Regions from separate parts of the Homo sapiens genome. Here region 1 is linked to region 2. A link is a contact called in ENCODE Hi-C data. All regions are on one chromosome and are shown on one strand. The core of a region is the stretch at or near the end of the contact, and the rest is flanking DNA. Distances in the headings are between cores, read along the strand shown. Region 1 holds the start of SRXN1 (sulfiredoxin 1). Region 2 holds the start of FKBP1A-SDCBP2 (FKBP1A-SDCBP2 readthrough (NMD candidate)).

Region 1 (5,136 bases), core at 1,377-3,876, 740 kb before region 2:
TTCTCTCTCATGATTCCACAAATGATTATTCAGCAGTAAGGTGCAGCAGTCACAAGCCTGAGCTCTGGAACCTGGCACACCTGACTTTGGATCTCAGCTCCTCTCCACAGCAGCTGGGGCACACAGCCCTCTGAACACCATTCCTCACCTGTAAACTGGGAATAAAACATCCTAGAGGGCTGCTGATGAAGAGTCAGTGAGCTGATGCCTACCGGGCATTAGTGGAGCACTAAGGAGGGCAGCCGTGCCAGGCAGGCCTTGTGCCGGGTACTGGAGGCACGATGGTGGATGGCCAGAATGATGGCTCCCAAAGATGTCCACGCCCGAATGCTTCTGAATGTGTTACCTTACATGGGAGAAGGGACTTGGCAGACAGAATTAAGGTAAGGATCCTGAGATGCGGAAATTATCCAAGGTTATCTAGATGGGTCGAATGCCATTATCAGGGTCCTTAAAACTGGAAGAGGAAGTAGAGGAAGAGGTCAGAGTGATGCGATGTGAGAAGGCCTTGGCCTGATGTTGCTGGCTTTGAAGACAGAGGAAGAGGCCATAAGCCAAGCAGTGTGGGTGGCGTCTGGAAGCTGGGAAAGGCGAGGAAATGGATTCTCCCCTAGAGCCTACAGAAAGTAGTGCAGCCCTGCTTGGTGTTAGCCCAGTAAGACCCATTTTGGACTTCTGACCATAAATAAACCTGTGTTGTTTTAAGCCATCAACTTTGTGGTAACTTACAGTGGCCCCAGAAAACTAATACAGGTGTATGTAAGCAAAGGCAGAGCTGGTTCTGGCCCTCAGAGCCTACGGTTCTAGCACGGAAGGCAGGTGTCTAGACAGGACGTTAAAAGCCAGTGGGCTGTAATCCCAGCACTTTGGGAGGCCGAGGTGGGCAGATCGCTTGAGGTCTGGAGTTTCAGACCAGCCTGGCCAACAGGGTGAAACCCCATCTCTACTAAAAATACAAAAATTAGCCAGGCGTGGTGGTGGGCGCCTGTAATCCCAGCTACTTGGGAGGCTGAGGCAGGAGAATGGCTTGAACCCGGGAGGCGGAGGTTGCAGTGAGCCAAGATCGTGCCACTGCACTCCAGCCAGGGTGACAGACCCAGACAACGTCTTAAAAAAAAAAAAAAAAAGCCAGTGAGATCAGAGCTATGCAGGTGGGCACACAGGTGGCTGCAGGCCCACAGAAGCTCCTAACCCGGTAGGGATGGTCAGGGAAGATCCTGACACTGAGACAGGAAGACCGAGAAAGAGTGAGAAACGACAAGGCAGAGATAGAAGAGGTTCTCAACGGGAGAAAAAGCCCAGTGGTGGGACAGGGCATGCATGGCAGATCCCTTCCCATCTCAGCCAGGCGCCGTGCTACTATTGTGGCAACAGATAAGATGGGACGAGGTCCTCGCCCTTGTGGAGTGCACGTGAGGTCAGGAAGACAGAAAATAAAATGCAACACAAATAGATGTATAATATAATTTCTGGTGGACATAAGTGGTATCCTGAAAAACATCTCGGGCTAAGGGGAGAGCTAGAGAGGCCAGTGACTCTGACCAAGGGTGATCAAGGAGGCAGAGAGCTGAACCAGGCAGGGGAGCAGGCCCTGTGGTTGTCTGGGGAAGTGGCTCCAGGCAGTGAGGACACTAGTGTAAATACTAGGACTGAAAGTTATCGGGGGTGGCTGTAGAGGTGCTGGGTGGGGCTTAGGGATCTCATGTGCTCACCTTCCAAGGGTCGGGGGAAGGGGACACAACGTTATGTAGGCCTAACCTGACACCTGTTCTTGCGGGGCCCCCAAGTTCCTGCCAGAATCACTCCGGTATTCTTAACACCCTTCCTCAGTGGTGGAGCTGACCCTTGACCTCTCCCACTTCCCATTCAGACAAGGGCCTCCCAGCAGATATGACACACCTAGTCCCACTGTCACTGACTGTCACAGCCATGAGAGCCCACGGCTTATCTCCGGGTAGTGCGGTGGCCATGTGCTGGGCAGTGGGGCCCAGGCTGCCTGGGTGTGAATTCCAGCCGTGTCACTTTTTAAGCGCCTGATCTTAGTCAAGCCGCTGAAATCTTCCCTGCCTCAGTTCTCGTCTGCAAAAGAGCCACTATCTACCTCCTAGGGTTGGCATAGGAAACTGAGGGACTTCCTGCAGTTCCTGGACCACTGCAAGCACTAGCGTTATAAGCGTTATCATCACTACTTTAATTATCTCGCCCAATTCCCTCCTTGCTCAAGTGAGGAAACAGAGGCCCAGAGAGGCCCAGCTACTTGCTCAAGGTCACACAGCAGAGGCTGAGCTCCGGCTGGGCCCGGAACCAGTCCGTCTCGCGTCCATCGCAGCGACCTCCCTCCTCCGGCAACCTCCCTCCTCCGAAGCCCTCCCTCCGGTTGGCTGGACTCCCCGAGGCCTCACCCGGATCGTGTCCACGAGGCTCTGCACCTTGGCGGGGTCCAACACGGACGGCAGCGGCCGGATGAGCACGCTCAGCGGCACGTTGTGCACCGCGGCGATGCGGCCCGAGTGGATGCTGCCGCCCTGCGCGCCGCCGCTCGGCCCGGGCCCCTCGGGCGCCCCCCGACCCGCGCCGGCCCTGCCCAGCGTTCCTCCTGCACGCAGCCCCATCGTCGCCGCCGCCGCGGGACTCGCCGCCTCCCCCCGGCCTTAACTCCGGCCGGGCCATACCATTCCGCGCGGCCGGGGGGGGGGGCCCGTGCCAGGGCAGCGCGCGTTTCTCCCCCGACCCCGCCGCGGTCCGGCCTCGACCCCGCGGTCCCCAGCCCGACTCCGGCTCCGCTCGCCAGGTGCCGCCAGACTCGCGCGGGGCTCAGGCTCTCCACCGGGGGGCGCCTCTCGCCTCCCCTGCGCCGCGCGGCGTCCGGGGAGTGGAAACGCCCGGGCGGGCTGACTCAGGGTGAGTTTGCAGGTCGCGGGGCGGGAGGGGCGCGGGTGACGCACCGGCCGGGCCGACTTAGGCCGCGGGGGCGGGGGCGGGGGAGAGCGCGGCGGACCTGCCCAGCCAGGGTGAGTCGGCAAAGCCCGCGGTGCGCTGCTGCCCCGCTGCTGGGGTTCCTAGCCAGCGAGGTTATGATCCCCACCAGCGGTTCCACTTCCAGTCTGGCGCCGGCTGTGTCTGGAGTCGTTCCGAACATTTTGCACGTGTATTAACGTATCTGAACCTCAAAACAACCCTGCAAGGAAGGTATGACTGTTATTCCCATTTTACAGAAGAGGAGACTGAGACACAGGTTTAAGTGATGTACCCAAGATCACGGAACTAGTAAGTGGCCGAATCCGCGTTCAAATCCAGACGGTCTGGCTCCAGAGTCCGCCTTCTACCCCACCGTTGGCTGCCTTGGTTCAGCAACAGTGACTGTCACACGGAGCCCTCAGGAGTCGCGCTGACAATGGGTGGGCCCTGCCTTCAAGTTCCACACTGTCTGTTTGTGTCATTACAACACTACTGGAAGTAGGTGCAGTTATAGACCCGCTGTTCAAGGTCAGCTGAAATGAAAGTCAGGTCACACGAGTCCAAACTGTGGGGCCACTTAACCACCAACTCCAAGCAGGAAGGTGGACGATCCCAGACTCGGTCGAAGACAAGCATGTCTGGTTTGCTTGTCTTCCTTCTCAACCTGAATGGCACGAACATGGAGAAATGCATACTTACCCTGCCAGCTGGAGAAAACTGGAGACGAAGGAGGGAGCCAGGAGTTTCTACTTTGCCTTCCACCAGTTGCTGACACTTTCTGAACCCCGTCTGTAAAATGAAGTCATGCTGCCCATCACTCAAAGTTGTGTGAATTGAGAGAGTGCTCATAGTGCTCTGTGAATTGCATAACATCCATTTTGCTGTTGAAGATCATTTATTTTGGGTTCTTAGTCTCTCACAAAACCTTAGAACACTGACACCAAGACTCCAGCCTTTCCCTTTCGAAACATAATTCCCGTGCGCACCTAAATGATACTTTATTTCAAGAAGTAGAACTGACACCCACACCTCAGCCCCAGAATTATTCAGAATTAGAGAATTTCATCAAGAGGGAAGTTATCCCTTCTAAAACATCTTCCTCATTACAGGAAGTAAGAATGGCAGGATAACAGTTTCTAGAGTGGAAAAGTGGAGCTCTGGCCTGATTCTATCATCATGGTGTACCCAGGGAGGCCTCATTTCCTGGTATCAAATTCTCTGTGTTAAGATATCTATGGCCCAATTCAAAATGGCTTAAGCAATAAGAAGGTTTGTTTTCTCACATAATAAAATGTTTGGAGGTAGGTATGTCCAAGGTTGGTAAAGAGGCAGTTGAACAATGTGACCAAAGACTCCAGTTCTGGCTGGGCCCGGTGGCTCACACCTGTAATCCCAGCACTTTGGAAGGCTGAGGCAGGCGAATCACTTGAGGCCAGGAGTTCGAGACCAGCCTAGCCAACATAGTGAAACCCTGTCTCTACCAAAAGTACAAAAATTAGGCAGGCATGGTGGCGCGCGCCTGTAGTCCCAGTTACTCCAGAGGCTGAGACAGGAGAATTGCTTGAAACCGAGAGGCAGAGGTTGCAGTGAGCTGAGATCATGCCGTTGCACTACAGCCTGGGTGAGAGAGTGAGACTCTCTCAGAAAAAAAAGACCCTGGTTCTGTCTATCCTTTTGTGCCATCATCCTTGGTGTTCTGTTATCCTGCGGTGTGCCCCTCATGGTCCCAAGATGGCTACTGTAGCTCAAAACATCACATCATTACATGCGAATGTCCACAAGTGGAAGTTAGGACATCCCTTCGAGCCTCTTTTTAAGAGTGAAGAAACCTTCCCTGGCTGGATGCAGTGGCTCACACCTTCTGACCTTCCACTCCTCAAGCCCCGGAGTCAACTCTAGTCACACTGGCCTCCTTGCTGTGCCTCTTCCACAGCGAATGTGTCCTGGCCTCAGACCCTTTACATTTGCTGTTCCCTGTGCATGGAACGCTCTTCCCTCAGGTCATACATAGCATACATTACTGAGTGCTCTCCATGTGCCCAGCATGGTTTGATGCGCTTTACATATATTAACTCATGGAACCTAACAGCTTTATGAGACGAGTCTGTTATCTCCATCCCCATTTGATAGATGGGGCATCCCTGTGGGAGCTCTGCCCATTCCAGAGGTGCCAGGCCA
Region 2 (5,558 bases), core at 10-2,509:
CAACTCAGCTCTCCCCCTCCCCCGCCCCCATACAAACCAGGACAAGCTTGTAAGGAGAAGGAGTAAGACAGCCCCAAGGCACACGACTCTGATGTCTGAATTCTGGCTGGGGAGGGGGAGGTGTCTAAAATTTCCTTTGGCTTGTATTATCACTATGTATTAGCCTCCAGATGCTTATCTTTAAAATGAGGACGAGAAAAGTCTCTACTTCTAGAAGAGCTGGGGGACTAAATTACACGTGCAGCTTTCGGTCAGCCTGAGCCAGCGCTGTCACTGAGCCTTGGATTTGTAAGTGGCTCAAAAGTAAAAAGACGGAAGAAGGCCGTGCAGCTCTACTTCCCCCAAGGCCAGGAAGGGCCAAAGCAATGACTTAGGAAGTGGGATGTTTCCCCACCCTAGGCAAAGGGGCGAATTCCGAGTTCCCCGGAGGAAGCAGCAGCTCTGCAGACTCGGAATTACCTCGTCCTCATCTCCAGTGAAGGGAGGGATGGAAGTGGGGGCAGGGGCACAGAAATGGTACAAATCCTTCCTAATGGTCCCTGGCCAGAGCTCTGCCCATTCCTGAAAGTGTGACCTTGGGAAAGTGAGACCTTGGGAAAGTGACTTCGCCTCGCCAAGCCTCAGTTTCCTCATCTGTGCAGCGGGCATAAGGGCAGCATCTAAGGTGCAGAAATGCTTCTGACGGGTCAGATAACACCTAGCCCGCAGCCGACGCTCACAGCCGCCGATTCAGACCCGCCCGGGTTCCGCAAGCCCCAGGCTGCCCCTGAGCCACCGCCCAGGCCTCAGCCTCGGGCCATGCGGACCTCGCCGCCGCCACGCCCCGGACCCCAGGCCCCGGGCCCCCAGGCCTCGACGGCCAGCCGCACCCGGGCTGCGGACTGCGGCCCGGGCCCCCTCCCCGCTGGGCCCCCGACTCACCGGTGTAGTGCACCACGCAGGTCTGGCCGCGCTTGGGGAAGGTGCGCCCTGAGGAGACAGAGACGGGCATGCTGAGCCGATGCGCGCGGCGGCAGAGGTACTCCGAGCCGCCGCGCGCCACTACTCACCGTCTCCTGGGGAGATGGTTTCCACCTGCACTCCCATGGCGGCGGCGGACGCTGAGCGGGCGGGCGGCGCGACGGGCGGCGTGGACCAACAGCGACCTGGCGGCGGTTCCACGGCTCTGCCTAGTACCTCGGCGCGTCGCCTGCGCACGCGCACGCCCCCTCACGCCCAGCCCTGCGTGCGCGCCCCACACGGCGCGCGACGTCCCGGAAACCCAGGCCTCCGGAAGAGGGACCGGAAGCCCAGAAGCCCCGAGACCTCCGGAAGCCCGGAGGCCTCCGGATACAGCTGTGTTTGCCGGGTGACTTGCTTCGTTCTCCTGCCCTTCCTCTGTGCTTCCAGCCGGTTAAGCATCTCCCTGCCCAAAGAATGGGAGTAATAATAGGGGGTCCGCCAGTCACTGACTGGGTGACTGTCATCAGGTTTCCACTTAGAAGCACACAGTTACTCATCCTGGGAAGAGCATGGTTCTGAGAAGACAGCGCACAGGTGGTGGTAGTATGTTAGTATTTTATAAGTGGCTCAAGGTTGTAAGTTCTGCTTTTCTTCACTGGAGGAGGAGTTGTCCAAATTCATTCACTCACCCATAGCTTACATGCATACATTCTTATTGAGCATGTGAAAGTTGATAATACGAATTGGGTCACTCTTCTTATGCCCAACGGAATCAGAATCCAGGGGCCAGGGGAAAAGCACTGGAGGCACGCAGCGCCTGCTCCAAGAACCAATATTTCCACTAACTGCTGCGGAAATGGCCTGCTGTCCCCCTGAGACCAGATTCAGCTAGTAACTGCTGAAACAACCCGCCATAACCTAATACTAGTTTTACTTACCACTGTCAGTCACCAATCAGAGCTTGCCAGCTCCCTGAAACTTTACTAGTGCCAATGCATTTCCCTTTCTAATAAAACGCCCAGCCTTCTCTTTGTTTTTCGGACATACCAAAGACCACCAGATCTGTGTGTATGCTCCGAGTTGCGATTCTCGCTTCCCCAAATAAAACATTACATTTAGAGATTCATCTCCATATTTTATTTTGACTTTGACAAGCACCTTCTGTATGTCATGTACTGTGCTAGGTGCTGAGGATACAGCGGTGAAGGAGTCAGACTTAGTCCCTGACCTCACAGAATCTACGTATGATGTGGGAGAGATAATCAAATAACCTGTTTAAGTAAAAAAAGATACGGAATAAATGTAAAGTTTCAAATCTGTAATATTATGAGACAGTAATACATGCTGTGAGGGGCGTGTTAATATAACAGAGATGCCTCACTTAGTCTGGAATGTGGTCAGATATTTCCCTGAGTTAGCCAGGTTTAGCCAGGTTTAGCCAAGGTTAGAAGGCCAATTGTGTGTATGTGTTGGGGTAAGGGGAGGCAGAAGGAGCAGTACCTGCAGAGGCACTGTAACGCAAGAGAACACTGTGACATGGTCTAGGACATAAGGAGGCACATGTGACTAATCTTTCTCTGATCTGTGTGTGTGTGTGCTTCTGCATTAGTCGATTCTCACACTGCTATAAAGAATACCTGAGGCTGGGCACGGTGGCTCATGCCTGTAATCCCAGCACTTTGGGAAGCTGAGGCGGGCAGATCACTTGAGGCCAGGCGTTCAAGACCAGCCTGGCCAACATGGTGAAACCCAGTTTCTACTAAAAATACAAAAAAATTAGCCAGGCATGGTGGCACAGGCTTGTAATCCCAGCCACTTGAGAGGCTGAGGCATAAGAATTGCTTAAACCAGGAGGCGGAGGTTGTAGTGAGCCAAGATTGCACCTCTGCATTCCAGCCTGGGTGACAGAGTGAGAACCAGTCTCAAAAAAAAAAAAAAAAAAAAAAAATTCCTGAGACTGGGTAATTTATGGAGGAAAGAGGTTTAATTGACTCACAGTTCTGCATGGCTGGGAATCCTCAGGAAACTTACAATCATGGCAGAAGGGGAAGCAGGCATATCTTACACAGCAGCAGGCATGAGAGAGAGTATGTGAAGAGGAACTGTCAAACACCTATAAAACCATCATTTCTCATGAGAATGCACTCACTACCATGAGAACAGCATGGGGGAAACCACCCCCACCATCCAATCACCTCCCACCGGGTCCCTCCCTTGACCTCAGGATTATAGGGATTACAATTCAAGATAAGATTTGGGTGGGGACACAGAACTAAACCATACCAGCTCCTGTAGTGTTTTAAACATGACCTCACAGTTTTTTGACACCCCAACCCTCATCTATGTCCCCTTTCCTAAAATCTCAGTGAGCTCGTGACTGCTTTGGAAATTTTAATGTAGTAAGAATACAGGCTGTAACAGAACCAAATTAACTGTGGCTGAAAAGAGGCTGAAGTTGCTGTCTCTCTCATGTAACAGTTCAGAGGCAGGTGGTTCAGTGCAGGTAGGACTTCACAGGCTGCCCAGGGACTCATCCTTCTTCTACTTGTGGCTCCCCATCCTTAGAATCCTACCCTCATATGCATGGTCCAAGTTGGCTCTCCAACATATTTTCATCTCAGCTAGTGGGAAGGGGGAAAGGAGGAATGGGGGGTACATTCCCTTTTCCTTTAAGGGTACGACTTAGAATTGCACACATCTCTTCCCGTTATACTTCACATTGACTATAACTTAGTTATATGGTCAAATTTAGCTGCATGGGAGGCTAGGGAATAAAGTCTTCATTCTGGGTGTACACACACCCAACTAAAATCAGAGGTTCTGTGCTCATAGAATGGAAGAATGGAGATCGAAAGATGAAATTAAAAAGAGGGCCCCAGCAGTCGCCAGGACACTGCTTCACACCACCTAGAGAAAATCAGACTGCAGCGAGAATAAATGATGGAGAATGAGAGCAACCAGGGGCGAGAGAGTTCCTGGATTCCGTTTTCCCTGAAGCCTAGCAGAATAAGGCTTGCCTCACATTCATCCTGTGGTCTCTCTCATGGCTCTGAATTGGGTATCGGTTCAAAACATAGACCTGCCTTTGAGACAGTGGCCATCTCAATCCATGGATATAAGCTTTGTTTATATAGATGGGGGTTCCCCAAGAACCTCACATTTGCACCACTTCTTCCTCAGTGCTTTGGGAAAACACAGGAAAGCATGTAGCTATCAGTTCTGCCACCAGACCTAAGATGAATTGGACCTGGGGACAAGGGGCACTTATTAAGCATTTATCTGATTTTTTGAAGTAACTGGGAGAGTTCCTTTCTAAATTAATTTAGATTCTGTTTATATATAGCCTAGTTATTAACAACTCTGTTAAGTAGTTAAGTTCTTTGGGATCACCCTTAGCAAACCAGAACAAAAAACAGAAAGAGTGAGTGACTCTAAGAGATGGAACTGGGAGAAAGAGCAGGAGATTCTGACTTTCATTTAATATCATTCTGAACTGATTAAATTTATTTTCACTCTCTTTGTGTAACAGGAGACAGGGAATCATTTCAGTCTGAAGTCATAAGCATCCCTCATGACAAGGGGAAGTGACTCCCTCCCTGAAGTTCTAAAACCTGAAAAATGGGGGTTGGATTTCCTTTGGTTTATCCTGTTTGTGGTTTACTCAGCTTCCTGAGTCTATAGGTGTATGCCTTTCACCACATTTGGGAAGTTTTCAGCCATTATTTCTTCAGATATTTTCTTCTGCTCCATTCTGTTTCTCCTGTTCTTCTCAGATCCTGGTAACACGAACATTAGATATTTTGGAATTGTCTCACAGGTGCCTGAAGTTCTGTTCAGCTCCCCCCAGTCCTTTTTCTCTGTTGTTCAGATTGGATAATTTCTATTTTTCTATCTTTGAGATCACTGGCATGTTTCCCTGCAATCTCCATTCTGCTATTGTACCCATCTGTTGGGAGCTGAAAAGGCCAAAGGGATTGTGACCAACTCAGCATTCCACTGAAGGATATATGATCAAACAGCAAACTGTTTATCATGAATGCAGGATGTGGGCAAACTCACAACTGCGCCTGCCGCCAGGAGGTTTGCTGAGGGCCCTGGCGCCATGCTCATTGAGATTATCTACTGGGACATCTAGATCCTATTGTTCAAAGACTGCAGTCTTGCAAGCCTGCTGTAAATCAAACTGCTAACCGACAATCACCCCCCACTTCTTGCTATCTCTTTTGCCTAATAAATGTGAAGGGCTCTAAAGCTCAGGCCCCCTGTTTACCAGAAGCAAGGAGCCCCCTGACCCCTTCTTTCAAATATGCTCTCTTGTCTTTGTCTTTTATTCCCATGTTTGCCCCCTTTGTTCAGTCCCCCAAGGTCTGTGCAGGTGACAAGTGGCGACCCAGAACAGGGACTCCAAGGATGTCGGACACGTGGCATCTGAACACAGGGACTTTGAAGACGTGAATGAAGAAGCTCTGCTGGAGCAGAGGAATTGAAATTGACAAGATGAACGGGGACCCCAGGATGAGTCTGCTGGCAGCAGATAGAAGGTCAGTGCCCTAAAGAGGTACTGGGAACGATATAAGGTCAGTGCTCTAAAGAAGTACTTGGAATGGGAAGTTTTC

Evidence for each region. A loop is a pair of places that touch in the nucleus more often than their neighbours do. Pooled maps may share reads with other maps.
Region 1: a loop to region 2 is called in a map of ascending aorta, with 4 times the contacts of the local background. The contact joins the promoter of SRXN1 here to the promoter of FKBP1A-SDCBP2 in region 2. A Hi-C loop is called at or near these places in 1 of 168 maps with a recorded cell type or tissue (ascending aorta) and 6 of 50 pooled maps.

Annotation. Positions count from the first base shown.
Region 1 is chr20:650,574-655,709 of GRCh38, forward strand. It overlaps SRXN1 (sulfiredoxin 1), which reads right to left and starts at 2,627. Exons shown (of 2, transcript NM_080725.3): 1 at 2,403-2,627. The coding sequence starts at 2,612. LOC107985423 (a long non-coding RNA gene) reads left to right here and starts at 2,380. Exons shown (of 2, transcript XR_001754452.2): 1 at 2,380-2,901; 2 at 3,216-5,136. RefSeq lists a silencer at 2,505-3,064.
Region 2 is chr20:1,391,913-1,397,470 of GRCh38, forward strand. FKBP1A-SDCBP2 (FKBP1A-SDCBP2 readthrough (NMD candidate)) reads right to left here and starts at 1,260. Exons shown (of 10, transcript NR_037661.1): 1 at 1,050-1,260; 2 at 922-969. It overlaps FKBP1A (FKBP prolyl isomerase 1A), which reads right to left and starts at 1,142. Exons shown (of 5, transcript NM_000801.5): 1 at 1,050-1,142; 2 at 922-969. The coding sequence starts at 1,086. MIR6869 (microRNA 6869) reads right to left here and starts at 1,049; the gene lies at 988-1,049. RefSeq lists an enhancer at 534-1,034 and silencers at 769-838, 849-948, 1,149-1,198.